2 separate regions of the Mus musculus genome follow, and region 2 is linked to region 1. The links are chromatin loops, found by intact Hi-C in ENCODE. Cell type or tissue: heart. All regions are shown on one strand. Links, peaks and the distances in the headings refer to the core of each region. The heading gives the core; the rest is flanking DNA. Region 1 holds the start of Timm9 (translocase of inner mitochondrial membrane 9). Region 2 holds the start of Tmx1 (thioredoxin-related transmembrane protein 1).

Region 1 (15,664 bases), core at 2,902-10,901:
GACACACCAAAAGAGGGCATCGGATTCCCATTACAGATGGTTGTGAGTCACCATGTGGTTGCTGGGAATTGAACTCAGGACCTCTGGAAGAACAGTCAGTATTCTTAACTGCTGAGCCATCTCTCTAGCCCTTGGTTTTGTTTTGTTTTTTTTTAAACAGTCTCTTTATGTAGATCAGGCTGGTCCTGTACTCAGAGATCTGCTTGCCTCTGCCTCCCGAGTGCAGCAAGGACCTTTACCTGCTCAGCTACTGCAAAGCTTTAAGAGATACTGTGGTTTGCCTTCATTTACCTTAGTGTACATGCAGGCAGGAGGACAGCTGGGGAGGCGGTTCTCTCCTTCCAGTACGAATGCTGGAACCGAGGGGTACACCACGCACCCTGCAGCTAACTCATTTTAAAGGCTCTTCATTTTTATCACTCTGAAACTGAATGACAGACACACCAGGCTTTCCCTTGAGGGCGGAGGAGTCAAATCGAAGCACTGGGCACGGGAGGCAAAGGCTCCATCACCAGTCCCACCTGCAGGTCCCCTGCCTTGTTACTAAGGAAAGGAGTTTACGTAGTCTCGAGTTTATAGTCACCTGCATATTTTTTAAAAGAAACGATGTCATGCTATACCTTAAAAGTTTTTTTGTGTGAGTCTTCTGATAACTTTAAGAAAGATGAACAGTTCAAACATTAAATTTACATGAGGTAACTTTCAGATTAACTAGAACTCAGGACCACTGGAGGCATTCAGCCTTTAAAATCCAGGATTTTCCCCATTACATTTTAACAACTGTATGATATGACCAATAAGCTATCATTTTGAATGTTACTTATATAACAATATTCTCCAAATATACAAAACTATTATAAGCTCTTTTGATAATTTGTATCTTCACATTTATTAAGTATGTCTATAAATTGTGTTATGTGTTTTGAGACATAAGGTCTCATGTGTCCTAGAATTTTCTATGTAGCCCAGGCTGGACTGGAATTTGGGATATTTACTAGTGCTGAGAGTACAGGAATGGAACACCATGGCCGGTTGTAATTTCTTCTCTAATGCACCTTGTTCCTTCCTAAATTAATTTTGTAGGCATGTTATTGTACACTGTGTAAAGACTATCCTTGTATTATTCAAATGCTGATTTCTGTGTTCCTGTATCTGGTTGTAAAACATTGCTTTCCAATTATTCCCTGATTAGTCAATACAGAAGTTGATCAGTAAATGACTGATCAGGGGAGAGAAGAGGGCTGGATTTCCTCCCAGCCAGGGGAAGAGGGAAAGAGAGCGAAGAAAAGGGAGGATTTGCCAAGGGGAGAGTCCAGGCAACACCATGAGAATACACCTGCTGTCCCACGAGCCAGATCAGTATTAAAATGCAAGCATCACAGGGCTTCTGGCTAGAGGTAGTCAGAGTAGCATAGAGGATTAAAATAAAGTAACACTTCTCAGTTGCTGTGCCCTTAGTTTGTTAAATAAATTTAACAGTTCAGTCTCAATTATTTGGGAGCTAGTTAAAGAAAAACTGTAATAAACATCCATAAATAAATCCCCCACTAACAAATTCCCTTTTCAGAAAGGAAATGGAGATCAAAAGAGTGACCAAGCACCCTGAAATTTGTTTCATCATCTCACAATTTCCAGAAATTTAATATCAAAGAGTAATTAACAAACCAGTCATGGTGGTGCATACCTTGAGTCCTCAGGACTAAAGTACTCTGGACTTTAGCACTCTGGAGGCAGAGACAGACATATCTCTGAGTTTGAGGCCAGACTGGTCTACAGACAGGACTACATAGAAAACAAACAAACAAAAAGAAAAGTAATTAGTAAGGGTGTGGTAGGGAGAGGATTAATATCTGTTTCTTTCTAAATAATACGTCTATTTGTACCAACTCTGAAACTAAATACTAGTAAGACTTAAATTCAATTTATAAGAAGTGATTCTTCTAATATTGTTAGGTACTACAATTGTTCTTAGTCCCTGCATAACTGGTAATGTGATTCGAAACCTTGAGGTTTTGTCAAAGCCTTTCAATGGATAGAACTATAGGGATATGCTAGGAAACAAGAGATACCACCGTCTTCAAGCACCTCTCTAGGTTATTTATGAAGAATCTGTTCCTCTCATTGTTAACATAGACAGTTACCACCATAATTAAATGGGTCAATCTAGCATCACACAAGGTCCAATGCTACCACTAGGAAAAATTCCCCGCTGCGACGCTCTAGGGCACACACCATTACTTTAGTGGCATTCTGGTCTAAAAATATTGGCTCTTTTTCTGGTCATGAAGGAATAATTAGGAAAACCCATAGTGTAGAATAGCTAAGAAAACTAGACTAGTTTTCAAAAATAAGATGAGGAGCTAGAGAGATGCTCAGTGGTAAGAGTACTCGTAGCCAGGCAGTTAGCGCACACCTTTCATCCCAACACTCTGGAGGGAGAGGCAGGCAGATCTCTCAGTTTGAGGCCAGTCTGATCTACAGCCGAGCTAGCTCAAGACAGGCAGAACTGCACAGAGAATCCCTGCCTCAATAAATAAACCAACCAAGTACCCCTCAAACAAGCAAAACAACAAAAGAGTACTCATTGCTCTTGCAGCAAGTTAGGTTCCCAGTATACACAGCTCACAGCTGGCAGGAGCAGTTCCAAGCAAGGGTCTGCAACTCCTCTCTGGCCTCGTCAAGCACCAGGCAGTCACATGATACATATACACACATGCATACAAGCACGTGTGGTGGCTCATACCTTTAATCCCAGCACCTGGGAGAGGCATTCAGATCTCTGAGTTCCAGGCTCTCAGCAGAGGAGGAGGGAAGGGAGGGAAAGAGAGACAGACAGACCACTTCCAGCTGTGGGACCTGGCCTTTTAATGACATAAGGCAGCTGGCCACTCTCGTAACAATAAAGGCAATTTTTAGATAATTAAGAAAATCTAAATGTCATCTAAGTGTGATAATCTTTGCAGACTGTAATGCCCTTTAGGAGGCACAGGCTGCAACAATTAGGGCTCAAGCTCATGATGTCTGAAACTTATTTACAAATGCTTCAGTGAAACAAAGTGTATCTACAGATGTATTTAGGGAAGGGTGAGGGGAACTTGATGTGAAAATGAGGTGGGGGGGAGAAACATAGTTAAAAAAATGTTGACAAAAAGAATAATAATCCCCTAAACTATTTTTTGTTCAGAGGCTATAAGTCAGTGTTTATTTTGAGAGTTCAAATACTTAATAGAAATTTTTTTATTTTATTATCTTATTATTTTTCACATGATCCTTTAGATTATTTGCAGGTTTAGTTAGGTTGTGGGATGAACAGACAAGGTTGTTTTTTTTTTTTTTTTTTTGTCTTTCTCTCTTTCTTTCTCTCTCTCTCTATCTCTTTCGACAGGGTTTCTCTATGTAGCCCCAGCTGTCTTGGAGCTCTTTGTAGCTAGGCCTAAAGGCTGCCACTACACCCAGCATTACAGGCAACTCTTAATTAACTCAGTGTTAATCATAGCTAAAAGCACTTGAAAATGAATTCCTATTGTTTCCCGATTCAAAGTCTAGCCTCAAGGAAGATGAGAACCACGCTACTTGGGGGGTGGAGTCCCAGGTCTGACATTCGTTACAAATTATTTACTCAGGTCACTTTACTGATTGCTGTTGCAGTTGCTCAGCGTTTTGAAATTAGAGGGGAAAGGTCATTTTTTTTCATATCTAACTTTTATATAGAAATTACAGAAGTTAATTCATCCCTAAGGTCTCTTGCAGCTCTGACATTGCCATTCGGTCTTTTAATACACTTATACAACAAATCATGAACCAACAGATAAATCTACAACAAGAGAAAATGTAATAGGTAGAAAAATGATTAATCTATTATACTTTAAAAAAATACATTTTAAAAGCTTCTAGCAAGGCGTAATGGGAAAGCTCTAAGCAGTGCGTTCTCCAATATGAGACCTGGGAAGGGTGCGAGCCCTTGTACCTAATGACATAAGGCATAGTGTGCAGACAGGGTAAGAGCCGAGGAAGTCTAGATTTTCAGTAAAGGGGCTCCTGTCTGACAGCTCAAGGTCATCGAGTGGCTGGCTACCTTGTAATCTCAAAGCGTGCCCCCAAGCGATCCAGTCCCGGGTGGGCGGTGTCTCGGGGCCTAGGGTCCCCACCCTCGGGGTGACAAGGCCTCCGGGACACGGCTGGCCTCCCGCTGCGCCGCGCTGCCGGTTGCGCAGCCCCACGACCCGCGTGCACGCGGCGTCTCCCTCCGGGGTACCTGCCCGCTCCCTTTCCCGAGTGAAGGCTGTCACCCCACTGGCCGCGAACCCGGGATTATGAAAGCAGAGGAAAGGGACCATACTTAGCCACAGGATCTCGCCTCTGACACCGGGACCGGGCTGAAGAGCTGCGGGGCAGGTAGCGTGTGAGCTCGGAGGGTCAGTACAGAGCGAGCGCCGCGCCGCGGAAAGCTGAGAACACGTGGGGGCAGTGATGTCAAGCATGGCTTCAGACCCTTAGACGCAGATTCGTTACCACGTGGGAAAATGTAGGAAGAAAAGCAAGTGCCCAAGCAAATTCTAAAAATCATCTAAGAATTAACTTTTGTGATTATCTGTTCGTCAGTGCTCTCTGTACTTTTCACTTCCTTTTCCACGGCAACGGAATCTGTCGAAATTTCTAGAAAGCCTAATATGCTTAACCTACTAGGTTTCTAACGGTCTGCAGTTCCTACAGTGTAAATAACCCTTGATAAACAAAAGTGTTTATGGGCTAATCGAGAATTCGCCATTCCTCTAGGAATACTTAGTACTGTGTCCAAACATAAAGGCGATATTCTGCCTTTAAAAAAAAAAAGTCACATCTCCTGGCAGTCTTTTATGTTGGGAGTTTGTTTCCACCCGGACACGAATGGAAGAGCACCAGAGCACTCCCGTTCCGGTCGGGGGGGGGGGGGTTGGATCTTTGCGCGCATGCGTGCTGACGCTCAAGGGCGGGTTTTCGGGGAAGACGGTATTGACCCGCGAACAACCGAAGCTGTTATTCTATCAAAATCAAGACGGCGTGTGTGCCGGACTCTGTGGAGACTCTGAAGACTAAGTTGAGGTGTCCGAAATTGCGTCCTGACTCGTAGAAAGAAATCTACTAAGCTCTTATGAGGGTGGTGTTTTAAAAAACACGATTTTAACGTTGCCTGCTCGTCTGGGTCTCCTTAACAAATCCTAACCCCGCCTCCACGTCTGTTGGGGTTTTCAGCTGCAGCTCTGGGTTTGGAGGAGTGCGTTTTTATTACGGTTCCCGTGGCTTCTCTTTTGCTCTTGGCATAATTCCTTTGAAATTTATTTCTTCGATGCATTAACAGACTCAGTGGGATCAAGACTTTTTGTTTTGTTTTGTTTTTTGTTTTTGTCGTATTTAGCCCTGGATTAAATGTCAAAATCGAAATTTACAGCTTTATGGATATTTTGCCTATAGACTTTCTAAGTTAATGACTGCTTCATAATTATTTTTGGAACTCAGGTGTTTTTCAAATTCACTTCCACCATTACTTCTTTTCCTGGTACTCAAGGAGAAACTGCGTCCTTAAGTTTTGAGAAGCTAGAATTCCCTCTGTTAAGAACGGCGGGACTTGATTTGTGACTAACCAGATGAAAAACGTTGAGTTTAGCCTGGAAAGGGGGCAAAGGCTTAAAATGCCAGCGAGGAAACTGCGAGAGATTGTTTCTCCAAACCAAGGGAATAAATTGGCTGTGGTGGAAGATGAGCTGCCCCGTGTTCCTCCAGCCCTGGCTGCAAATAAACGTCTTGCTGTTGAAACGAGGACTAGTTCTAATGGAACGTTATGTGGTATGTGATTCCAAATGTTTCAGTTTCCCACCCAGTTTACGTTTTCTCTCTCTCTCTCTCTCTCTCTCTCTCTCTCTCTCCCTCTCTCTCTCTCTCTCTCTTCCGAGACAGGGTTTCTCTGTGCAGCTCTGGCTGTCCTGGAACTCACTCTGTAGACTAGGCTGTCCTCGAACTCAGAAATCCACCTGCCTCTGCCTCCCAAGTGCTGGGATTAAAGGCGTGCGCCACCACTGCCCAGCCAGTTTCCTTTTTTTATAAGTCATTAGTCTTTATCACTATTTTGAGTTGTGCATTCCCCCAAATTTAAAGGAGTCAGTGTTTACATTCAAAAATGTAAGATACAAGTCTGGTTTGTAAAGATGTTTGAAAAGTAACTTGGTTCCCTGGGGAAATAGGATTCAGCATGTAGAATGAGAGAGACTTGACTATTTCCTCTTGTGCACCTCTGCCTCCCGAGTGCTGGGATTAAAGGCATAGGCTGTCTGTTAAATCAGAGTTTTATATCAATCTAGTGTTTTTTGGTTTTGAGACAAGTTTTCCCTTGTCCTGATTGGCCTTGATCTCACAGAAATCTGCCTCTTGAATTCTGGGATTAAGGCATGCATTACCATGCCTGGCTATATACAAGGTTTGTTCTGGTAAGTCTCATATTTTTTTTTTTTTCTGCATTGGATAAAATATCTTTTAGGGTTTTCAAAAATACCACTTTCAATTGTGTGTCTATGTGTAGGTGTCTGGAAACGAGTTCAGGTGCCCATGGCAGCCAGAGTAGCTAAATCTACCTAGAGCTAGACTTAACAGGTGATTGGGAGCCGTCTACAGGAGATTCCAATCTCCAGTCCTTTGCAAGATCAGCAAGCACTTTTATCTTGCTCTGCCATCTCTCCAGTCCCTGAAAATGTTTTTTAAAAAAGACATCTCATTTTATTTTACTGAGAGAGGATCACATTGTGAAGCTCTGCTTGGCCTAAAACTCACTCTGTAGACTGGGCTAGCCTCAAACTCAGAGAATTTCCTCTATCTCTGCTTTTAAGCATTCCAGTTAAAGACCTTCCACACCATGGCTGCTGTTAAAACATTTTAGATCTCACCTGCTTACCTTACCTGTTTTAACTCAGCCTTATTTTGTTAAATAATGAGCTATAAAGTCTTTCATTAGAATGTATTTAAATATATCTAATTTCTCTTACAGGAAAGTGACTTCACATTTGGTTTTTACATTAATACAGAGATTCTCAGTTCTTGTATCATGGCTACACAGTTGCTAAGGGTCAGGTTTTGATTTAAAAGCTGCTCAGATTGGACCCGTGGCTCAATGCTAGAGCTTACTGTGAAAAGAGCCTTGGTTGGGTCCCTGGGAAGAATCACAACCCAGCTCTCAGGGACTCTTTTTTTTTTTTTTTTTTTTTTTAAGATTTATTTATTTAATGCATAAGTATACTGTTGCTATCTTCAGACTCACCAGAAGAGGGCACCAGATCCCATTACAGATGGCTGTGAGCCACCATGTGGTTGCTGGGAATTGAACTCAGGACCTCTGGAAGAGCAGCAGTCTGTGCTCTTAACTGCTGAGCCATCTCTCCAGCCCACTCTCAGTGACTCTTTTGCTTTCTTAGGCTCCTTGGATTTAACTTCTGCAAGACTGTATCACCAGCCTCTGTTAGAAAGTCCTCCTGCGTCCAAGAAAAGTGTAAGTAAAAGAATTCCAAGTCACGTATGACAGGGAACGTTTTGATCTTTGTTCATTTTTATCACGTTTTTAACCTTTGCTGTGTACAAGTAAGAATGGGGGGCCATTTTTGTATCTGAAGGTCAGAAGACAACCTTCAAGAATGTATTCTCTCCTATTACGTGAGTCCCAGCAGTCAAGTTTGAATCTTCAAGCTTGGCAGCTGGTTTCTTCATCTGTTGAACCATCCTACCAGCTCCAGCAGTGTTTTATAGATTATGACTTGAAGAGTGTGGGACATACAAGCATCTGTTGAATTGTTAATCTTGTTTTTGTTTGTAAATTAACACCCATCATCACCTTAACATTAAGAAAAAAATTTTTTTTTTCCATTTTCATTTGTGTACACGGTATGTGTATGTGTGTTCATGTTTGTGTATGGAGAGGTAAGGGGCATGTGTACATGTCATGGCTTGAGCTTGCTGTCAGGAAGCATCTTCCATTGCCCTTCCACCTTATTTCATTCAGTCAGGGTGTCTTAGTCTAACTGACCACCTGCCCTTGGGCTCTCCTGCCTCAGCCTTCCTCTCAGGGCTGCAGTTCCAGGCAGGCTGCCACACCCTCCTAGCATTGACTTTGGTTCTGGGGATCCGAGTGCTGGTGAGGCGAGCGTAACTGCTGAGCGTCTCCCCAGCCTTTTATGTTTAGTGGAAAAAAGGAAGGGGAAGAGCAGCATGGGGTCCGTCTCAGCGCGGAGCCCCAGAGATGGGTTCTAGGCTCACACTCGAGAGCCGGAAACCGGAGCAGTAGATGTGACCCACACAGCACAGCCTTGTAAGGCAGCGCGTGACCTCAGTGACTAAGAAAGCCGTGCTTAGGTTGCAGTGTAGACGGTCAAGTGTGGATTTGAATCAGTTTCTTGTTCCACTTCTGTGTGTGTGTTCACTTTGTTACGTCTCACTATTCTGACTGCACGTTGCTCATTCACTGAGAAATCCTCGTGTGCTTCAGAGCAGCTATGGAAGGTGTAGTGTTGGGAATGACGTAAGTAAAGTGTGCAGACCTGCCTTCCCGGGTCTCAGTGCTCAAAAGGCTATGAATGTCACTCTGCTAGTGCTAATTTAAGCTCATTCAATCTTACTCTTTTATGCCCAAAGGATTTTTCTAAAGATGCTGTAGTTCGGCAGTTACCTTTGAATAAAACAGAAGAGAACAACGCACCAAAAGGTAAATTAATACAGTTGACTCCGCTTAATAATCCGCTTGATAAAGCTGAGTTAAAATGTACAGAAAATACTTTATTTCATTAGTTTTGAATGCACAGTTCTGTGACATTGACCTTGATAACATTCAGTGACATCGAGCCAGGGTTACTATCATTCACCTCTAGACGTTAAGATCCCCCCACTGGGCTCTGTGCCCTCACTCCTCACTCTTGCCCCTGTGACTTTGACCAGCTCAGGTACCTATGTCAGTGGCATTATACAGTGTTAACCTTTGTGACTGTTTTACTTTACATAATGTGCTTAAGCTTATCCACATTGTAGTATGTGTCAGTATTTTCTTTGTAAGGATAGAATTGGCTTTTTTAAAAATTTAGGGTAATTTATTATTTTGTGTGGATAGGTGTTTTGCCTGCCTGTCTGTCTATACACAGCACTCTTGCAGTGCCCAAAAAGGCCAGAGGAGGCAGTCAGATCACTTGGGACTGAAGTTATAGAGGGTTGTTAGTCACCATATGGGTGCTGGGAATTGAATGCAAGTTCTCTTTAAAAGCAGCTGTGCTCTTAACTGCTGAACCATCTTTCCAGTCCAGAACTGGTTTATTCATTCAATAGCTTAGTAGTATTTATTTTGTGCTTGGCATCAAATCCAGGGCCTTCTGCATGCCAGGCAAATCTATTGTCTGTATCCTGAGCTCCTATTATTTTAATTTTTGGTTTTCTTTTCAAATTAGGTTACCAGTAGAATCTAAAATCTATAAAAGGATTTACACAGGAGAAGCCTATTTTGCTATTACAAACTCATTGCAAAGGTTTGGTTTGGGCTCTTTATTTTATTGTGTTGGCCCTGGCTGATCTAGAACTTGCTAGAGTAGACCAGGCTAGCCTCAATGGTGCAGGGAACTTTGTGCCTCTGTATGCTGAGTGCTAGACATGAGCTGCAGATCGAAAATTAAAGTTCATTTTTTTTTTTTTTTGTTTACAAAGTATCAGGGATCGAACCTAGGATCCCATACATTCTGAGCAGGCGCTCTGCCACTGAGCTACATCGCTAGCCCTCAGTCTTGGCTCTCTTTGTTCTTCAGAATCTAAATATATTTTTGTGTTTTAATTTTTCAGCAAATGACATCTTTATTTCTCAGTACACCATGGGACAGAAAGATGCTCTGAGAACTGTTTTAAAGCAAAAGTAAGTTTCATTTACAAACACACTTATAGTGGTATGCTACCTTAAATTAGAAGGAAGCTGTATGTTAGCATATGTTAGATAATCCATACACAGCGATTAAGAAGAACACAGCAATGTTTTAAAACTGACCACAGCGACTTGTAGGGCTGTGGATGTAGCTCAGTGGCAGCATGCACAGTCTAGGAGTGTGAATGTAGCTTAATGCAGGCTCTACCTGCCCTCTGCCCTGCTGTCTTGTTCACTCTAATTGTTAGCACAGCCCCCGTATCTGACAGTGTGCACAGACGGCAAAGTAACTGGAGCTGGAACAGGAAGAGCATTGCATTTGGTGGATCATCCAGACACGTAAACCGTGGGGTGCCTACTTATTCAGCGTGGCTCTGCTGCAACTCAAAAGGAGTTAATAACGGGAGAGATCAGCAAGTACTATAGAGACAGGCTTGTTGAAAAGGCATCAACTGTATTGCATCCAGGGAGGAAAGTAGTGACTTCGGTAGAAGGTTGGGAGTTCAGAAAGAAAAGCTTGACATTAGCTGTGGGCCCAATGCTTATTTGTGTCTTCAACAAGAAGAGCTTTGTGACTCCACATAGATGGTGTTTGGCAGAGGCAATAGCTATATATTATAAAGTTGGGCAGCCAGAAGAATGGCATTGTGTGGTGGGAGGCAGTCTCATCTGAGAAAGCAGGAGTCTCATGGGAAAGCCTGTGGGAGTTGGACTCCGCCCCCTACTAAATCGCTGGCTTTGGTCAAGTAAACCCTAATACCTCCAGACTTCAGTCTCATTATGTAAAATTAAAAATAAGGATGGAAGGCCGTAATAAGATTCTCTACCTTCCCAATTCTATCTGTGGCCGTTGTCATGTAATTATGATGAAGTAATTGAGAAAACTTGGTGACTCAGTTGGGTATGACGAGGTCCGAGATGGAGAAACCAAAGTGACTTGATATGTTTGAGGTGCTCAGAGAACAGTTCCTCTCTTAGCTACGAGGAGGCATCAGAGAGAAGTAAGTGCCAGCACATTCACTGTGCTGCCCTCGGGCCTGATGTGAGGGAACTCAGGGCTGCCCGTGGCAGGTCCCTGCCTACAGCGCTTGAACTCACTTAGTAATTCCTATGTTTTGGTTGATTTCGCCAGTTTGTTTTGGTCTAAATTGAGAGTGCAATGGACTAGCTCTTTTAAAAAACTGAAGCCAGATATCTGTCTGTTTGCTTTGTTCTTGTTTTGTGGTAAGGGGGAATGAACTCAAGGCCTTGGGCATGCTAGCATGTAGCACAGAGCTATTATCCCATCTTGCTGTACTCGTGTGAGGCGCACTGCCTAATGGTGTGTTTGGTGCTCATTAAATAAGTAAGCCAGCAGAGAAAGGGAATTATCGTGTGAGCTAGATCAGTTATGTGCAGCACAGGCACAGGGTAGATTGGTGGTAGCCACAGGCTGGTATAATGGGAAATGGGGAGATAATTACCAGAGAGTCCAGTTTCAGTCAGGATGACTACGTAGTAGAACTTTTTATGTAGCCTGACAAGTATAGGAGATACTAATTACTGATAGAGTAGCTTAAAATGTTCTTACCATAGAATAGTTGTGTAAGGTAATGGAGATATTCATTAGCTTGATTGTGCTATTTCACATTGTATACATGTATCAAAACATCACATTATATACTGCCCATTATACTTTAAATTTGTCAAGTGTATCTTAGCATATCTGGGAAAAACAGTATGCATCATTGATGTTAGTTTTTTTTTCTGTTTATTTTTGAGATTGTATTTTGATTGCAATGTTTTTCTCTTTCCTTTCTTCCCATCAAGTCCTCCCATATGCCCCTCCTCACTTTCCTTCAAATTCTTTTTTATTTTTAGATGTTTACTTAATTTTATGTATGTGAGCACACTGTAGCTGTCTTCAGACACACCAGAAGAGGGCATCAGATCCCATTACAGATGGTTCTGAGCCACCATGTGGTTGCTGGGAATTGAACTCAGGACCTCTGGAAGAGCAGTCAGTGCTCTTAACCGCTGAGCCACCTCCCCAGCCTTCTCCTTCATATTGTATGCTTCTTTTTCATCAGTTGTTACTGGATGCATAGTGTATTTGCATGTGCATATAGATCCCCAGATGAAGCCTGTTGAGTCCATTTAGTGTTACTTGTTATGTATGCTCCAGGGCTGACTGGTTGGTCATATCTTCCCAGGGAAGGCCCCCTCTCTCACTCCCAGCTTCCTTCCCTCGGTTGCCTGTGGTTCTCTGTGTAGGCCTGAGACCTTGTGGGCTTTCCTCATCCAGTTTGCCATGTTCATTGGTGTTTTTCTTCTGCTCACATCTGGGCAGTCATGTTGGTGAGACTTGGTGGGTGTGGCTTGTGATGTTACTAGGAGACACAACCTCACAGTAAAGTCCCAGATCATCTGGCTCTTAGAGTCTCTCTGCCCCCTCTTCCTCGGTGTTCCCTGAGCCTTAGGTAAGGGCTTTGTGGTGGTCATGAGTCATGAGGACTCTGCCCTTTGATGGGTTGTGGTTTTCTGTAGTGTTCTCCATCTGCTGGGAAGAGAAGTTTTCTTGATGCGGGGTCCTCGTTTGTGGGTGTAAGGACAAGTGTTTATAGATTCTTGTTAGGGTTTGTGCTGGTTTAGTAAATTAGTGGTTGTAGATTCTCCTCTAGTGACCATGATTTCACTAGCACTGGCTAGTTAGATTTCTAGTACCTCTTTTGTTGAGCAAGTCTTAAGTCTTCTGAGAGAGCAGTTGGTTACTAGCAGGATATATGTGCCACCTCTGCACCTGGGGGTTAGCTTGCCCTGCTGGTTGTTGATGTAGTTCATGGTGTCAAAGGTGGATAGGAGTGTTGGTTTTCTGTCTCTTTTGGAAGCCAGCAAGGCACCTTCAGGTACCATGGAAGCCAGTCCTCAGGGAGGGGACATTCAGGTCAGGTCAGCTCTGTCTCTGGGCCGTTTCTGAAGTTGCTGTGCCTTTCAGAAGTCTTAGACAGCCCTGGCCAACCATTGAAAAGACGGCTTCTCATGTCTGGCATGGGGTTTTGTCAGGTGGTCTTTGGTTTTTAGAGAGAGTGTTGTCAGCCCAGGTAAAGGAAGTCATTAAAACTATATATTTATACTCTGAATTGCCTGCATTCCAGTTATTTAATTCCTTGTGCCATTTTCAGGAGTCCGTGTTGTTGTTTTACTCCCTCCCCCCTCCCTCAGGAGCCCCACCTCTCCTCTCAGGTTCCCGCACAGATCTGGTGTCTCCGTGCTCCGTGCACCTTCTTCCGTATCCACCCTCCTCCCTTCCCGTGATGCGGAGCTTCCTTTTCCACTGCCCATCCGATCGCCTGTCCTCTGCTCTCCCCCTGTTCCAGTCCCAGCTTCTGGGTTGGACCCTTCCCCCTCCCCTCATCAGATCACGTGTACGCTGCTGTTCCTCTCTTCGTGCTCCCCAAACCACCTACTAGAGCAGTGGTCCCATTGTCCCTCGTTTCTGTACTTACTACGAGCTATGTGTTCACATCTGAAGGTTTAGAGCTAGGAGCCTCCAATTACAGAGCATGCGACGTTTGTCTGTCCTGCTGGGCCTGAGGTGCCTCACTCAGTATGCTTCTTTTCTATTTCTGTTTACCTGAAAAATTCATGATTTCTTTTTTCTTGAGCACTAAATAGTATTCCATAATGTATATGTGTATGGACCACATTCTCAGTATCCATTCTTCAGCTGTAGGACATTTAGGTTGTTTCCATATTGTGACTGGAACAGTAATGACATGGCTGTGGAGTAGGGTATTGAGTCCTTTGGCCATATACCAAGGGGTGGATTAGCTGGGTCCTATGGTAGATTTATGTATTTAGCTTTTCCAGAATTTTCCACACTGATTTTCATAATGGTGCAACAGTTTGCATTCCAGCTAAGGGAATAAGAGTTCCCCTGCACCCTCGGGTGCCCTGCATCCTCTGGTGCCCTGCATCCACGGGTCCCCTGCATCCATGGGTCCCCTGCATCCTCGGGTCCCCTGCATCCGCGGTTCCCCTGCATCCCCCTGTTTGTTGCTGGCTGTTCCATTGATCTTTGCCTCCGTTGTCAAGTACAGGATTGTCTCTGTCATTTCCATCAGCCTTGTGTGTGGGTTTATTCTCCTTAAACTTCCTCCTTGATTTCATTGACCTGTTTCTTTTGTGTCTTTAAACTCTTTGAGTTCTTTGGGGAAGTTTATGATTGCTCTTTTAAGTTCTGTGTCCTGGTGTTATCTAGGTAATTCTCATGGGCAGGCATTTCTCTAGGACTGGTAGGCTTTGGAGAGGAGACACTGACTTGGTCTTTTATATTGTTGGTATTGTCTTAATGCGATCTGGGCATGTGGTCTTCCTTTAAGTTCGTTTTTTTTTTTTTTTTTTTTTTTTTAAGTTTGCTATGGATAGAGTAGGCTCGGGGAGAAGAGAGAATGTGGGGATGGGTTGGGTCTTGAAGTTAGAAGTTGGAATATAGTGCAGTGGTCAGAAGGGACTAGGGTGCTTCCTGTTCCAAGATGGGAGTGTGGAGGTCTGAGTGGACATGTAGAGTCATGAAGTATGGTGGATAGGTAGGAGGAACACTGGCCCATGCCTAGAGCTTCTGCTGTGAAGACCGGACTAGGTAGACCCAGTCTAAATTTGGTAGATTTCAGAGAAGACATAGATGTAAGGTTGTGTACGTAGCAGTCTGTACTCTGGAGGAGGGCGTGGTGTGGAGTCGGTAGTGGAATGAGCACTAATGGTCCTGTGGGTAGATGCAGGTAAGGTAGGTCCAAGTGGGAGTTAAATGTTGGTTACAGTTCAGGAGGAGATGGTGAGGCTAGGCCTAGAGTTAGGATTTTTGGGGCCCTGTGGTAGCCTAGAGTCTGTTGCTGCAAAACAACTAGTCCATGGCACTGACTGGGACCTGGCCTAGACCTGGTGGGTTGTGGAAATATAAGTACTGGGCGTGTGGGGCACTCCCAGGCTACACCCTGGAGGAGGATGTGAGAAGTCTGAGTATGGAATGAAGTGGTAGGCACTGTTGGTTTTCTGGCTTTTTAAATTTTTTTGAAATGTGCTGGGATTGGAAATTAGATGTCATGCATGTAAGCATATACTTCCTGCACTATATCTCCAACCCTTAAGTTTGTAATTCTTCTAAAAGCATTTGGTGAATACAACCATCAGTTCTTAGAATCAGATGCAGCTCTGCTGCCTTTGGGAATTAAACCCTATGCTTTGTATTTGTGCTTCTTGATCATCTGTCTGTCTAACTGCGGCTATGTGGTTGTCATTTGTAAATCATAGTTTCAAAACTGGTATTACTGCCTTCAAGGAATAGCTTTTTAATATTTATTTATTTATTTATTGGTTTTTCAAGATAGGGTTTCTCTGTATAGTCCTAGCTGTCCTGGAACTCACTCTGTAGACCAGGCTGATCTCGAACTCAGAAATCCACCTGCCTCTGCCTCCCAAGCGCTGGGATTAAAGGTGTGTGCCACCACATCCGGCTAAGGAATAACTTTTTATTTCTTTAGTCCTTAATGACCTAAATTTAGTAATACTAACTAAATGACTTTAGTTAATATTATCGAAATAACCACTTAAATTTTTTTATATGTTTGGGTTCTTTTTGCTTGCTTGAATGTCTGTATACCATGTGCATACCTCAAGAAGTCAGAAGAGTCCAATCCCCTGGAACTATATTTAAAGGTGGTTGTGAGCCACCTTGTGGTGGTGTCAGGAATTGAATCTGGGTCTTCTGAAAAACAG
Region 2 (15,664 bases), core at 3,299-11,298, 690 kb before region 1:
TTTATTTTAATTCATGGGGATGAGTGTATGCTTGTGTGAATGAGTGTCATGTGTGTGCAGGTGCCCACAGAGGTCAGAAGAGGGCCTCGGCTCCCCTTGAGTTGAAGTCACAGGAGACTGTGCCCAACGTGTGAGCTGGGAACCAAACTCCAGTTGTCTGCAAGGGCAGCAAGCGTTCTTAACCACCGAATCATCTTTCCAGTCCCAATTTCTGTGCTTTTAAAACGCTCGATACTACTAACTGTTCCGGGTAAAGGTTTAATTGACCTATAGAATCTGGTAACACCAGTGACCCATAGCTATCAAAGATACACTAATGAACATGACAGACACAGCTCAATCAGGAGGTACCATGTGAAGGAGACACCATTGTGCAGGCAAATATAAGATGCTATGATAAAGGTGAAGTTAAAGGTCCAGTGTTAAGTGTGGCTGTACCTAGAATATGCCTAACCCTCAAAACTCAAAAATAAAATACAAAGGTAAACCCTAAAGGTGGAATAGTTAGCCATTCTCTCAGTTTCCTCTGTCTTCATATAGTTATCTGTTTGCCCGGGTGAATTAAATGCCAGCCAGCCAGGACATTAGAAACTGTATTAAAATATTTGAACTTGGGGCTAGAGTGACAGTTGGGTAGATTAAGAGCACTTGTTGTTTTTGCACAGGACCTAGCTCAAATCCCAGAATGTAATGGAGAGATTTGCAAGCACCTGGGAAGTCAGCTCCAGGGGATGCAACCCCTCTGCAGGCCTCTATGAGCACACACATGCACACACATATACATGATAATAAAAAGAAACCTTAAGAAAATATTCTTGAACTTTATGTGGAGATTAATGGATAGCATACTACTCATTCATTAAATAATTTTTTGTAACTAAACACAGCCTTGAGTTCTAGGAAGACTATTTTGGCTTTAGTTGGAGAATGAAAGTAGATTTGGGAGCAGAAGGCTTGGGGTGGATTCTGTACAAGCATGAAGGCACTGGGGCTAGCTAAAAGGTTTCCCATGTTGTAATAACATAGCTCTAGACAGCACTGCAGGTGGCTCTGCAGCCCCACTCCTCAGCAAACCAAGTGTAACTGGTTAGTTCTGAGCATGCCCTAACAAAGTTCCAACACTGCCCAAGTGCTTTCCAAACAAAACACAATTTTCTCCTAGTCCTAAAGGCTGGAAGTCTAAGGTCTGGTTAGGGTTCTCATTGCTCTGATCAAACACCACGACCAAAGCAACTCAGGGCGGGGAGGGTTTTATTTGGCTCAGGTGTTGATTTCAGTGCTTATCGGGTAAGGAAGTCAGGACAGGAACTCAACAGGAAAGGAACCTGGAGTCAGGAGCTGATGCAGAAGCCATGGAGGAGTGCTGCTTACTGGCTTGCTTCATATCGCTTGCTTGCTCAGCCTGCTTTCTTTTAGAATCCAGAACCACTAGCCCAGGGGTTGGTACCACACACTGTGGGCTGGGCCCTCCCACATCAATCACTAAGGAAATTCCATCTGGGCTTCTCTACAGCCTGATCTTCAGGAGGCATTTCCTCAATTGAGGCTCCCTTCTCTCAGATAACTATAAAGATAGCCAGCATAGTAGTTCTTTTTATTTATTTTAATTTTTTTGAGAAATCTCCAAACTCTATTTCACAATAGCTGTATTAATTTGCACCATCATCAGTGTGAATAAGGGTTCCACTCACTGCACACTTCTCCAATATTTGTTATCAGGTTTATTGATGCATGCCATTCTGACTGGGGTGGTGTGGTATCTCAAAGTAGTTTTAGTTTGTATTTCCCTGATGGCTAGAAATATAGAACATTTAAACAAACAGACAAAAAAAAATGTACTGGCAATTTGTATGGTTTTTTTTAAGTTGTTTATTCAATTCACTTGCCTTTTTATTGATTGGCAATTTTATTTCCTTGATATTTAATTTCTGCAGTTCTTGGTAAATTCTGGATGCCAACTCAGCCCTTTGTCTGAGGTGTAGCTGGTACAGATGATGTCCCGGGCCGTGGGCCGCCTGTGCTCTGCTGACCGTTTCCTTTGCTGAGCAGAAACTTGACTTTCCTGTAGACCATGTGCTGATGCTTGGGGCTAGTTCCTGTGCGGTTGGTCCTCCATTTAAAAGGTTCTCTATTCCCCGGTATCTTGAAGGGTATGCTCTGTGCTTTCTTCTAGAAGTTTCAGTGTTTCAGTCTTTAAATTAAGGTATTTGATCCATTTTTAAATTGATTTTTATATAAGGTAAAAAGTATGATTCTAGTTTAATTCTTCTGCGGGTAGATATCAAATTTTGACAGAACCATCTGTTGAATAAGCTCTTTATTCATATCTAGTGCACGTTTTTGATTCCTTGCACATAATTAAGTGAGCACAGCTTTGTTGTTTGAGTTCCAGGACCTCTGTTCTACCCCATTGGTCTACCTGTCTGATCTTAGGCCAGTATCACCTGGGTTGCTTTGGCTGTTTTGGATTTCCCTCATTGTCTCCGTGTATGTGTGTGTGTGTGTGTGTGTGTGTGTGTGTGTGTGTGCGCGCGCGCGCTTGAGCTTGTGTGGAAATTCTTATATTTTTTCCCCTAAACCTGTGAAATATGGTATCAAAATGGCATTTGAAATGTATTGCATTAAATCTGTAAATTGATATTGGTAGTATAGCCATTCTCACAAAATTAACTGTCAATCCAGGAGTATGAGATGTCTTTTCATAATCTAGTATCTTCTGTAATTTCATTTGTAAATATCTTGAAGATATTTTTGTAGAGATCCTTTATTTCTTTGGTTAGATATATTCCTAAATACTTAATTGGAGGGTTGATTATTTTAAATGGAATATTGCCCCTAATTTCTTTTTCTGGGAGTACAATGAAGGCTTTTTTTTTTTTAAAACACAGATTTTATATATGGCAACTCTACTGTATTTATTGGGTTCAAAAGTTTTCTAGCAGACTCAATAGGGTCTTTTAAACAAAGAATTGTGTTATCTGTAAATAGAGATGGTTTATCTTCTTCCTTTCCTATTTTTTATCCCTTTTATGCCTTTCTCTTGTCTAATTGCTATAACTAAGGCTTCAAGCACTTGTAGAGAAGAGAAGAGAGTGTGAACATCCTTGTCCTGTTCCTAGTTTTAGAGAAAATGCTCTCAATTTGTCTCCATTTGTTATAATGTTGGCTATAGGTTTGTTGTGTGAAGCATTTATTATTTTGAGGCTTGTTCCATCTATTCCTAAAATCTCCAGAACTTTTATAACATACCTGTGTTCTCACCTCCTTCTCTCCTAAGGATTCCCTTTGTCTTAGCACTTCTATTGGTGCTAAAGGTGAAACTCTGTGACCAAAAAGCATGCTGGGGAGAAAAGCATTTATTTGGCTCACACTTCCACATTGTAGTCCATCACTGAAAGAAGACAGGGCAGGAACTCAAACATGGCAGGGACCTGGAGGCATGAGCTGATGCAGAGGCCATGGAGGAGTGTGCCTCCTGGCTTGCTTAGTCTGCTTTCTTTTAGATACCAGGACAACCAGGCCAGAGATGGCACCACCCACAAAGAACTGGGCCCTCTCCTGATCAATCAATCATTACAAAAATGCCTACAGTCTGATTGTTCATAGGCATTTTCTTAATTAAGGCTTAACTTTCTTAACTTAATTTTCTTAACTTTTTCTCAGGTGACTTCAGCTTGTGTCAAGTTGACATAACTATCCAGCATACCTTTTGTTTTTTTTTGTTGTTGTTAGAAAACTGAGGCCCCTGGATGACCTCATTTAAACTACCTCTTTAAAAACCCCATCTTTAGTTTGCTGCCCCAGCATAGGGGAATGCTAGGGTGGTGAGGCAGGAGTAGCTGGGTGGGCGAGGGAGCACCCCTATAGAAACAAGGGGGAGGGGGAGGGGATAGAGAGTTTGTGGAGGGGAAACCAGGAAGGGGAGGATAACATTTGAAATGTAAATAAATAAAATAACCAAAGAAAAATTAAACAAAACAAAACAAAACAAAAAGATGTCACTGAGCTTTGTAGGGTTCCAAATGAGGAAGAAACAAGGGACAATTCATTTGACTGAGGTACTTTCTGCTATGCAATATTTTAAATAAAATAAAATGAATATAAGTTACTGGAATTAAAAAAAAAATCCTATCTTGGGCTGGTGAGATGGCTCAGCGGGTAAGAGCACTAACTACTCTTGCAAAGATCCTGAGTTCAAATCCCAGCAACAACATGGTAGCTCACAACCACCTGTAATGAGATCTGGCACCCTCTTCTAGTTCCTCTGAAGATAGCTACAATGTACTTATGTATAATAATAAATAAATCTTTGGGCCAGAGCCAGCAGGAACTGAGTGAGCGGGATTGACCTGAGCGAGCAGAGGTCCTAAATACAATTACTAACAACCACATGAAAGCTCAAAACTATCTGTACAGCTACAGTGTACTCATATACATAAAAACAAATAAATAAATAAATAAATAAATCTTAAAAAAAACAAAAAACCCTAGCCAGGCGTGATGGTGCACGCCTTTAACCTCAGCACTCGGGAGGCAGAGGCAGGTGGATTTCTGAGTTCGAGGCCAGCCTGGTCTACAGAGTGAGTTCCAGGACAGCCAGGGCTATACAGAGAAATCCTGTCTCGAACCCCCCCCCCCAAAAAAAAACCCAACCAACCAACCAACCAAAAAAACCCTCTATCTTTAAATGCACTCTCATTCTGAATTACTGAGCATCAGGACTTCAGCTCATGAATTCCCAGGGACACAACTCATCTTGATAATATTGCTGAAGACTACACAACCAAAAACTCACTAAAAGTTTCTGGAAATTGCAAACAATAAATGATGCTTTTGTTGTTGTTATTGTTGTTCCTTCAAGAAAATCTACTAACATTCAGTAGGAGCAGTGACTCTCTGGCATCTGATCCATCTCAAACTCCTATTTCTCTAATCATTTTCTTAGCCCAGGCCATTCTGGTGACAACTCTACTGTAGATGGGTGTGACCATGAACACGGGGCTCCATCTCCTCTCCGTTCCCAACCTAGAGACAGAGCATCTCATCAGGAAGGGAAGGTCACTGGCATCTTAATCCCTTCCAAGTGCAGGTCACAAGGACATGACATGCACAGTGAAAGCGCTGGGTACAGCAGACTGAGAAATCTCCAGACACCCCCTCAACCTTTTTGTTCAAGTGATAAAGACTATACACCACTAGAAGTCCAGAAAAGTAGATCCTGCTGGTCTACACTGCACCTAGAATAATGACTGAGGCTGCTTGTGCCCAGGAGAGTCAGTTCTGAACTCTCCCCAAAGAAATGACTTTATTAAATAAGAGTATGGAGAAACGGTCAGGCCTAAAGTCACTCCAAAAAAATAAAAAAAGTTTTCCTTAAGTAAGAACAAGATGCCAGTGCATAAGCCACTTAGTTCACCAGAGAGACCTAAGAAAAGAGACAGTGAAGAATCATCCTGGGCTTAAAATAAATTTCAACCACTGACCTCAAAACCATCTGCCAAAATGTATTAGGCTGTGGAACAATGTATGCTCTGAGAATTAAAACAAAACAAAAACAAGTTATCGGTGAGCACTTCATGTAATATTACAGCTGGAAATAAGTGAGGCAAACACATCCCAAAAAGTGATATGGAATGAGCCCTGCTAAAACCACTATCGCCCAGATGACCCACCCAGGGCTGTAATCTCTGAGAAACAGACTTCACTAGAATTGCCTTGCCAACTCACTAAACAATCAAACAACAAGAGGAACAGAAGATGGAGAGCCACAAGGGGAATCAACATCTAGAATTACAGACCCTAAAACCCTAGTTTCCAAGAAGAGATTTTTGAGTTGTGCAAAGACAGGAAAATATAACCCATATACAGGAAAGCAAAGAACAGGCAATAAAAACTACCTCGGAGAGCCAGGGGGTGACAAAGCCTCATTACGAATGTGTTAGAGGAAATTCGGGGACTCATGCTTAAAGAGTTAAAATAAGTCAGTCAACAGGGACAACACAAGATTCAATTAGTAAAGTAGCCAGGACAAAAAGTAGATGCCTGTTTGCCTAGGGCCAGGGTAAAGGGGCTGGTGACCTCCTCCTACATTCGTCTAACTGGTGATATTTTGAAAGGGGAAAGTTCCTGAGAAAACTGTCATAGTGACCTTACTAGGCACTGGTGGGCACGACAGGGTCACTCATCTCTAGAGCATCACCCTGATCCCTCCGCCTACCGCCCCTTCTAGGGCTTTTCGAGGGACCACAGCCGGCAAGCGCCTCTTCAGTCGTGAGCTCCGAGATAGACGCATTTCCCGCTTTCCCTCTCCATCTCCCGCAGGAGGAACAGGGCCCGGACATGCGCACTGAGTTGCTGGCGGGGAGTGGGTGGGGCTCGCGCGCCTGGCTGGCTCCTTGTGCGCATGAGCGGAGCGGCCGCCAGAGCGGAAGTGGAGCTGCGGCGGGGAGGTGGAGCGGGAACGCGCTGAGGCTGGGTGAGCGGCTGACATGGCGCACTTGGGGCGTCTTATGGTTCCCCTGGCAGCTCTGGTCCTGCTGCTCTGGGCGGTCCCTGGGGCCCACGGACGGCGGAATAACGTGCGCGTCCTCACCGATGAGAACTGGACGTCGTTGCTGGAAGGAGAGTGGATGATAGAATTGTGAGTGCGGGGCGCTTGTCTGGGTGGCGGTGGCCTCCGCCGCCCCGTCCCTCAAGCTGGACACCTGACCAGCCCATCTTCCTCGGCCAGGTCTTGAGGTCCCAGCCTTTGCCGCCCCCAGCTCCAGGGTCATTTCCTAACCGGGAATATTACTTTTCTATCTAAGCGTGCACTGAGCCTCGTCGTTGCTAAGCACTGTGGTGCGATTAAAGGATTACGAGCTACATCGAATTCTCTGGAACAGACTAGCGGATTTGAGGGTGGGATTGGGTTGCGATGGAGGTCTTGGCTGTTTCTATAGACTTTTAGTGATCTTTTGTAGACATCCAGACTTTAAGTCTCCAAATTTTTACAAAAGTTGATATTGAACAAAATCTTGCTTTTAACCTGTCATTCGGAAATTGCTATGTTTATTCGGAAATTGGTATTTGTAATGCCTGAATTTTGAGCTCTTTATTTATTTTTATTTTGTGAGTTAGTTTTTTTAAATTGTAAATGCCAAATAAATGGGAATATATTAAAATCTTTATTTTCTTTTTTTTTCTTCTTGCCTACATTCATTTCTTTTGATATGAACCTCATTTTTCCTTGACCGGTGCGTTTGCAATTTAGAGAATGGCTTGAATTGTGATTTACAGGCCTGCGAATGGTATTGCACATGCATTAGTATGATTATTGATAGGCCCTTTAAATACTCCAGTTCATCATTTACTATTCAAACAAAATCACTTATCTTGTGTGATAATTCTACTTCAACAGTGTCCGCCGTCCTGCTGCTGTAGGAAATAAACTACCTTTGGCCTTTGTCTTAGATGATAAATTAGTGGAATGGTTAATTGACAGTGTTCCTGATACGGCATTATTGATGTGGCGAAAGCACCACCATTGAATGGTCATTGTTTACTGACACTACCCAGTATCTTTACATATGTTTTGGGGTGGGTAATTATTCTACATAATTCCTTATAGTAGATAACCACTCCCATCCCCTGCTTTACCGATTGGCCTGTTCAGATGCTGTCATAGTAGCTTTGTTGGGCTTCAAGAGTAAATATATGCAAGCGTTGTTAGCAACCCTTAAGCAAGATTCTGGTGTTTGCCTATGTTGTGATTGTGTTTAGGGCTGTACACTAAGGAAGAGGTGGAAGTGAACATCCTCAAGAGAGAACCTGGGTGAGGTCCATGATACCTGAGTTGTGAAACAAGAAAAAGGAGATTGCAGTAGGGAAGACGTTTAGTGTACTGACAGTTGGCCGTTCACTGAAGTCAGTTTTCAGGAGAGGAACGCTAACCAGTGCTGTTAGTTTTCAGTCACTGTCATGAATAGGCAGGAGTGACATGATATGTAAAATATAGTCAAATATTACAGAAAGATACCTATAAGCTTTCTTTTGTCACACTGTAAATATCCACAAAGGGTATAAAGGGGACCTACAGTAGCATAATGCTGAGATAAAAACATCCATCTGAAATGACAGGGTCCCATGCTTCCCTTTATCTTTGGCTAAAATTTGGGAGTTTAAAGAAGCTCTTAAGGGCATGGAGGGGTGGTGCTGGAAGGGGTCATCTATCAGGATGTAAAGTAAATAAATAAATAAATAAGGGGAGGAAGCTCTTAAAAAGCATTAGGAAACAATACACTTGATAGTCATAATATTCCTTAGCTACAAATGAGTTCTCTGCAGATTCACTTCTGATGAGCTTTGTTATAGAGCTGCTTCTGTAGTTTTACTGTTAAAGAGTTTGGCTTTGGTATGGAACACTGGTTTTGCTTTCTCTACATGCCTGCTTTAGAAGCTTAATTTTTCTAAAACAGTTCAGAAGTGTTTGAATATGCGTAGGCTTCATTCTTCCCGGTTGCAAATTACAACGGGCAATGAAATGGAAAACAAAATTCTAAGGAAAAACTTGGACCTGCAAAGATAGTGAGTTTCAGAGATGTGTTTCGAGTACTGGCGCCCTTGGCTGTTGGTATCATGGTGCTAGCCAATAGAGTTGCGTCTCCTCTGCTCGGTATCTGTGTGAGGGTTAGGTTTAGAGTAATATTTATACATAAGAATGTAGGCCTCCAGCTTCGGTTACTGTGAAGAACCTGCCTTGCTGAGGCAATCCCTGATGGCGAGCGATTCTTCCCAGCAGTGATTGTATACCGGTTGCAGCATGTAGAGCCCAGGTACTCCCTGTTTTTCCAATACTTTGCTCATGACCCTGCTTGTAAAATTACTTAACATGGTGAGCTTAAACAAACAAAACTTTCTGGTTGCCATGTTTTAATTGGAAAATCTAAAGGTTTTGGAAGAGCTGTTTGACATCTTAGAAAGTTCACGTGTATTTAAGAATGTATTCTCAGGCCTGCTTTTTTTTTTTTTTTTTTTTTTTTTTTTTTTAAATGTGGTTCTGTTGAGCATTTCTTCACGTCCACATTGCCAGGCTCATGCTTTCAATTTTTTTCATCTGCGTAAAATTACCCAGTTTGTTTCCTTGTTCAACCCAAGATCACACTCTGTAACCCATGCTGGGCATGCACTCAGTAATCCTGCCTCAGCTCCCTAAATTGGGATTCCAGGTGTGAGGCACCCAAATGGGTCATTTTCTGTGTTATAAACATTCTTCAAAACTTATGCCTCAACTGTTCTTCACGGTTAGGTCACTGAAGTACTTAACTTTTAAAACTGTAACCGTCTTTTGTAGTTATGCTCCCTGGTGTCCTGCTTGTCAGAATCTTCAGCCAGAATGGGAAAGTTTTGCCGAGTGGGGAGAAGATCTTGAGGTGAAAGTTGCAAAAGTGGATGTCACAGAGCAGACAGGTATTACAGGCTGGCTGGTTCTGTTTCCTTGCTAATGCTGTTTATCATATTTTGACATTTGTTAATGATGTGTCAAGGCTCATAGTTTGATAACATTTTCCAATTTTGAGCAACAATAAGACTACCTAGGTTCTTGAATGGCAAATGCACTGTGATTTGAGATGTCCTTCAGATTTGTTTTTACTTGTCTAATCACCACTAGTCAATTACTGTGGTAGTACTAATTCTGCAGGTACTTAATTATTCACAGATAATGTCAGCATTTAGGCTTCATAAGCTTTAGCTCATTTATGTACATTAATGTGTCTTTAAAGTTCTTTAACAACTAATTCATGTTTTCATTGTTGACTATGTTTAGGTGTTTTCTTGTTCTTATTAGCATTTAAGTAATTTAAAGTTAACTTTTAAGTAAGCAATTGTCCCTAATTGTTGTTTATTCCTTGTCATTTGTAGGACTAAGTGGACGGTTTATCATAACTGCTCTTCCTTCTATTTATCAGTAAGTATTTGGAGGTTCTTGGTTGGGGAGAGGATTAGATCACAGTGTAATGAGAGCAGTAGGCCTCTGACTCGCATTATATTTGAAGAGCTTAGGTAATCTCATATTTAGCAAGGACTTGAGAGCTTTATTTGATTTTAGTTAGTGGCACATTAAGTCATAGAAATAATAGTCGATGAATGATACATAAAACACTCCTTGTTTTGGAGATTTGTAGTGTCTGTAGACGGTCCTCAGAATTGGTATGGTTCTCTAAAATATCATCAGTAACTATTAGCTCAGAGTCCTAACGAGTCCTGTAGGAAGCCGGGCGATGGGAGAAGCCACAGTTGGTCAGAGCAGTTCCTGGAGAACATGAGTTTTAAACGAAACCCTGGGACTAGATAGAATTCTCACGAATGCAAGGTAAACAAACATTCTTTTCTGAGTAATCTTAAGCAGGAGGAACACGGTCTGAGAAAGTATGGGTTATGCAGGACACTGAGTGACCGTGAGTTCAAGTGAACACGTCTTGGCTCTGCCTCTTTGACTGTTTCCCAAACTACACTAACCCAGAGGGAGACAATCTCTGTACTTGACCTGGACATCAGTGTAATTAGCTGGTGACTAAATACCAGGAAGGACTTATTTCCTCATTTAAAGTTACAGCAGGAATTTAAATCTTCCCCTTTTTTTGTCTTTTTTATTTTTTTTTTAAACATTAAACCTTATTTCTGCATTGTATATGAGAATCAACAAGATTGACAAACTCTTAGCCAAGTAAAACTAGAGGTGAAAAGAGAGTACAACAGACACCAAAGAAGTTCAGAGACTATAGGGACATACTTACACATCTGTACTCCATCAGACTGTAAAAGAAGGAGATGAATTTCTTGATATGTCCAGTGTAGAAATTAAATCTCCCAATGAACAAAAGTTCAGGGCCAGATAGATTCAGTGCAGAATTCTACCTAACCTAAAAAAGAATTAACACCAATACTTCTTAAATCATTTCACAATATTGAGAGTAAAGGGATGTGTCCCAGTTCTTTTTACAAAGCTACATTACCCTAATACCAAAACCACACAACCCAGGAAAGAGAGAAAAGTATAGACCAATAGTGTCCTTTATGGGTAAGATGCAAAAATTATCAGTAAAATACTTGCAAACTGAATTCAAGAACATATCAAAAAGATTATACATCATGATTAAGTTACTTCTTCCCAGGGATCCAGGAATGGTTCAACATTGTAAATCAGGGAATATAATCTGTTATATAAACAAAACAAAACACCAAGCATCACATCATTTCATTAGATGAAAAAAAAGGTCTTTAACAAAATCCTAAGCCCCTTCATAATAGAAGCTCTGGAGAAACTAGGGATGCAAGGGACAGACCTCAGCATGGTGACTGCAAATTATAGCAAGCCCACTGCCAGCATCAACCTGAACAGAAAGAACCTCAAGCATTTCCTCTAAAATAATTAGGAACAAGCAAAGGTGCTCACTCTCCCCATACCTGTCCAATATGCTTAGAGGAGTCTTAGCAAGAGGAGTAAGACAACTGAAGGAGATCAAGGGGCTATCTACAGGAAAGGAAGAGGTCAACTTGGAGCTGATATGACTTATACAGAAAAGACTCCAGAAATTCTACCAGAAAACATCGATAGCTGATGATTATTTTAGCAAAGTAAGCAAAATACAACATTAACACACAAAAATTAGTAGCCTTCCTGTTAACAAATGGCAGACTGAGAAAGTCAGGGAAAGTCTTTCACAGTAGCCTCTTGGGATAAGTGTCTTATACAATAAAAACGAGGACAAGTCTGCAGCCTTTGCTCCACCAACCCTCACACTCTCAACAGAGGGCATTCTGTACTAGACGTGAATTCTCAGCCCCCAGAGTGTGCGCAGTGCCCTCCTCACATCAGGGTAAGAGTCCTTTACCCACAGCAAGGCTGTGACTGAGATGCTTCGTGAGTTTATTATTTGAAAGAATAAAGTCTTAAAGCCTGTGGTGTTCTATGTTTGGGGCTCTGACGCCTCAGTACATAGCAGTGTGTTCTGGTGCTTTGCTAGGTTTCTTTGAAGATTAGAATTGACTGTAAACTGAAGAAATGGTTGAACACAATTATTTCTTGCTGCCAGTTAATATTTAGTTCTGATCTTTAGTTGTAAAGATGGTGAATTTAGGCGCTATGTGGGCCCAAGGACTAAGAAGGACTTCATAAACTTCGTAAGTGATAAAGAATGGAAGAATATTGAACCTATATCATCATGGTTTGGTCCAAGTTCTGTTCTGTAAGTATGAGGACTATCTTCCTTCAAAATTAACTACAGATAATTACGTTTCTTGTAAATGAAGCAGGCATGCTGTTTCTTGGATTTTTATGCTATGTATATTCAGATATATGTTTACTGTGACCAGTAAAAGATACTTTCATTCGTGTGAGGCAGGAGTAGGCATTTGTGGGACCACATTGAATGTGCTTCTCAGACTATTTTAGCTTTGATTTGGCTAAATGGACTTGAGAACTTGATCCTTTAGAAACTGAGCAGCATCATCGGTAAGGAAGGCCATTGCTTGATCCTAATTGTAATGGAGTAAGAGTATTTGGTCATGTACTTTTATTGTTAATGTGAAGTAACTGTGTTTGGGTGGCTACACCTGATACCTTGTATGAATAGTATGTCTGACAGTGAATAATGATATGAGCTTATAGCTAGAAGGTAGACATATTTGCCATAGCAGTTAGGCTTGTGAATGGCAAGTGTGTTTCCATGAACCCAGTGCTCCATCTGAGAAACCTGGCAGGTAGACTGTGCTAAGACTATCATGGTCCCATTTTGGTGGGACTAAATTACTCCTGACCTTCCCCATCCTTGCCATCAGAAGATGGAGAGTTGGGATACCAACTGTAAGAACACAGAGCTGCTGTGGATTCTGGGAATGGGGAAAGAAGTCAGCCCTTGTTGTATTTGGAAGTAGTTCATCCTTCCCCTTCTGTCTCTGGATGCAAAACTTGTAATTATCCTCAGCTGTCAGAACAGTGAGGTTGTACCTTCCAGTTCCACTTTTGGTTTTGGCACGGCTTCCCTGGATAACCCAGATTGACCTGCAGCTTTGATTCTTTGCCCTGGCCTCCAGGTGCTAGGATCACATTTGGGAACTACCACACCTACTTGACCTTTAAACAGCACAAGCAATGTGATTTTGCTTTTCAGTGAGTTGTTGTACTCTAGTAGAGGGCTGTGCCTGCTTTAGTGTCTCTTGAATCCAGTGCAGCAGCTTGTCCTATTTTATTAGTAGACTGAAGAGGGGGGCTGCTCCAAGTTGAGCAAGGCTACTCTACTTATCTAAGCAGTTTGGTAGTTGGGTTGGAAGGAGCTACTGTGGGCTTTTGTATGAAGAAGCCTTAGGCAGCTCCAGTTGTACTTGCTATAGGAAACTCATTGTAAACCCAACAAATACTTTTTATTATTTAACTTTAAAACAAACAAACAAACAAAACATCCAAACCACTTGCATTTAACAATGTGAAAGTAGTTATTTTTATTTATGTATTGGCTTAGTGTTTATTTCCTGTATGTTATTTACATCTCATTAAAGGCTCTCAATTGATTAATCTGAACAAGAAAGTCTTGTCATGTTGGAGAACCTAAGAGTGGAAAGTGCAGTGTGTAGACATAGGCAAAGCTGTATGTCTTTGTTCAGTTTTTCATTCCTCTGTTTTTTAGGATGACTATGATGTCAGCACTTTTTCAACTCTCTGTGTACATCAGGGTATGGACCAGCTTTTTCCATCTTAACCATTTCTAACACTTGTTTTTAATTAAAGAGCATGGTCTTACTTTGTTTATCTCTATTGCAGACTAGCCACAGCTATTTTGTTCATGACCTTGGAATACCAGCGTGGGGTTCATACTTGGTTTTTGCTTTTGCCACAGTACTCTCAGGACTGCTGCTGGGACTTGTAAGTACTTCTTCTTCTCTTTTTTTTAAAATTAAACTAATAGAATTTATTTTAAAATATACAACTTAGAATTGACATTTTTTAAGTCATCAAAATAATTTATAATCTTAAATGCCTCCTAAATATACATGATATCTTGTGAAGCTAAAAGTAATATGCACTCAACCAGTTTTTAAAATCTGTTTGGAACATTAAACATGATAGAAGTACAAAAACATCTCTTAGGAAATCCTCTATGAAAGGAAATTGTGACAAGTTCCTGATTAGATAGAAACCATTCCATTTCCAAGGAGAATATACAGCGTAATTGTGGCTTCATAGAATGAATTGGGTAGTGTCCCTTCTGTTTCTATTTTGTGGAATAGTTTGAAGAGTATTGGTATTAGGTCTTTTTTGAAGGTCTGATAGAATTCTACACTAAACTCGTCTGGTCCTGGGCTTTTTTTGGTTGATAGCCTTTTAATATCTGCTTCTATTTCTTTAGGGGTTATGGGACTGTTTAGATTATTTATCTGATCCTGTCTTAACTTTGGTATTTGGTATCTGTCTAGAAAATTGTCCATTTCATCCAGATTTTCCAGTTTTGTTGAATATAGGCTTTTGTAGTAAGATCTGATGATTTTTTTAATTTCCTCAGTTTCTGTTGTTATATCTTCCCTTTTCATTTCTGATTTTGTTAATTTGGATACTGTCTCTGTGCCCTCTGGTTAGTCTGGCTAAGGGTTCTTCTATCCTGTTGATTTTTTTTTTTTTTCAAAGAACCAGGTCCTGGTTTGGTTGATTGTATAGTTCTTTTTGTTTCTGCTTGGTTGATTTTAGCCCAGAGTTTGATTATTTCCTGCCATCTACTCCTCTTAGGTGTATTTGCTTCTTTTTGTTCTAGAGCTTTCAGGTGTGCTGTCAAGCTGCTAGTGTATACTTTCTCCAGTTTCTCTTTGGAGGCACTCAGAGCTATGAGTTTTCCTCTTTGCACTGCTTTCATTGCATCCCATAAGATTGGGTATGCTGTACCTTCATTTTCATTAAATTCTAAAGTCTTTAACTTCTTCCTTGAACAAGTTATCATTGAGTGTGGCTTTGTTCAGCTTCAATGTGTATGTGGGCTTTCTTTTGGTTTTGTTGCTATTGAAGACCAGCCTTAGTCTGTGGTGATCTGATAGGATGTATGGGATTATTTCAGTTTTCTTGTATCTGTTGATTCCTGTTTTGTGACTGATTATATGGTCAATTTTGGAGAAGGTAGCATGAGGTGCTGAGAAGAAGGTATATTCTTTTGCTTTAGGATGAAATACTCTATAGATGTCTGTTAAATCCATTTGGTCCATAACTTCTGTTAGTTTCACTGTGTCTCTGTTTAGTTTGTGTTTCCATGATCTGTCCATTGATGAGAGTGAGGTGTTGAAGTCCCCTACTATTATTGTGTGAGGTGCAATGTGTGCTTTGAGCTTTAGTAAAGTTTCTTTTATGAATGTGGGTGCCCTTGCATTTGGAGCGTAGATGTTCAGAATTGACAGTTCTTCTTGGTAGATTTTTTTCCTTTGAGTATGAAGTGCCCTTATCTCTTTTGATGATTTTTGGTTGAAAGTCAGTGTTATTTGATATTAGAATGGCTACTCCAGCTTTTTTCTTGAAACCATCTGCTTGGACAATTGATTTCCAGCCCTTTACTCTGAGGTAGTGTCTGTCTGTGTCACTGAGGTGCATTTCCTGTATGCCATGCTGGGTCCTGATTACATAACCAGTCTGTTAGTCTTTCTTTTTATT

Evidence for each region. A loop is a pair of places that touch in the nucleus more often than their neighbours do. Peaks named below come from ENCODE experiments on the same cell type or tissue, not always from the same donor. Only the 100,000 strongest peaks of a DNase experiment are listed, where the experiment ranks them.
Region 2: a loop joins it to region 1, with 3 times the contacts of the local background. A loop is called at or near these places in 2 of 42 quality-filtered maps.

What each region holds. Positions count from the first base shown.
Region 1 is chr12:71,132,216-71,147,879 of GRCm38, forward strand. Timm9 (translocase of inner mitochondrial membrane 9) reads right to left here and starts at 4,460. Exons shown (of 5, transcript NM_001286203.2): 1 at 4,340-4,460. 2700049A03Rik (RIKEN cDNA 2700049A03 gene) reads left to right here and starts at 4,633. Exons shown (of 30, transcript NM_001163378.1): 1 at 4,633-5,823; 2 at 7,440-7,513; 3 at 8,650-8,719; 4 at 9,835-9,904. The coding sequence starts at 5,625. In heart, for the core only: CTCF peaks have their summits at 7,297 (motif pointing right) and 9,149; DNase peaks (open chromatin) are centred at 4,366 and 4,966; H3K4me3 peaks cover 3,371 bases; H3K27ac peaks cover 2,565 bases.
Region 2 is chr12:70,446,681-70,462,344 of GRCm38, forward strand. Tmx1 (thioredoxin-related transmembrane protein 1) reads left to right here and starts at 6,474. Exons shown (of 8, transcript NM_028339.1): 1 at 6,474-6,640; 2 at 9,332-9,447; 3 at 9,901-9,946; 4 at 12,099-12,227; 5 at 13,665-13,710; 6 at 13,799-13,900. The coding sequence starts at 6,489. In heart, for the core only: no CTCF peak of the experiment used is centred there; a DNase peak (open chromatin) is centred at 6,401; H3K4me3 peaks cover 2,724 bases; H3K27ac peaks cover 1,913 bases.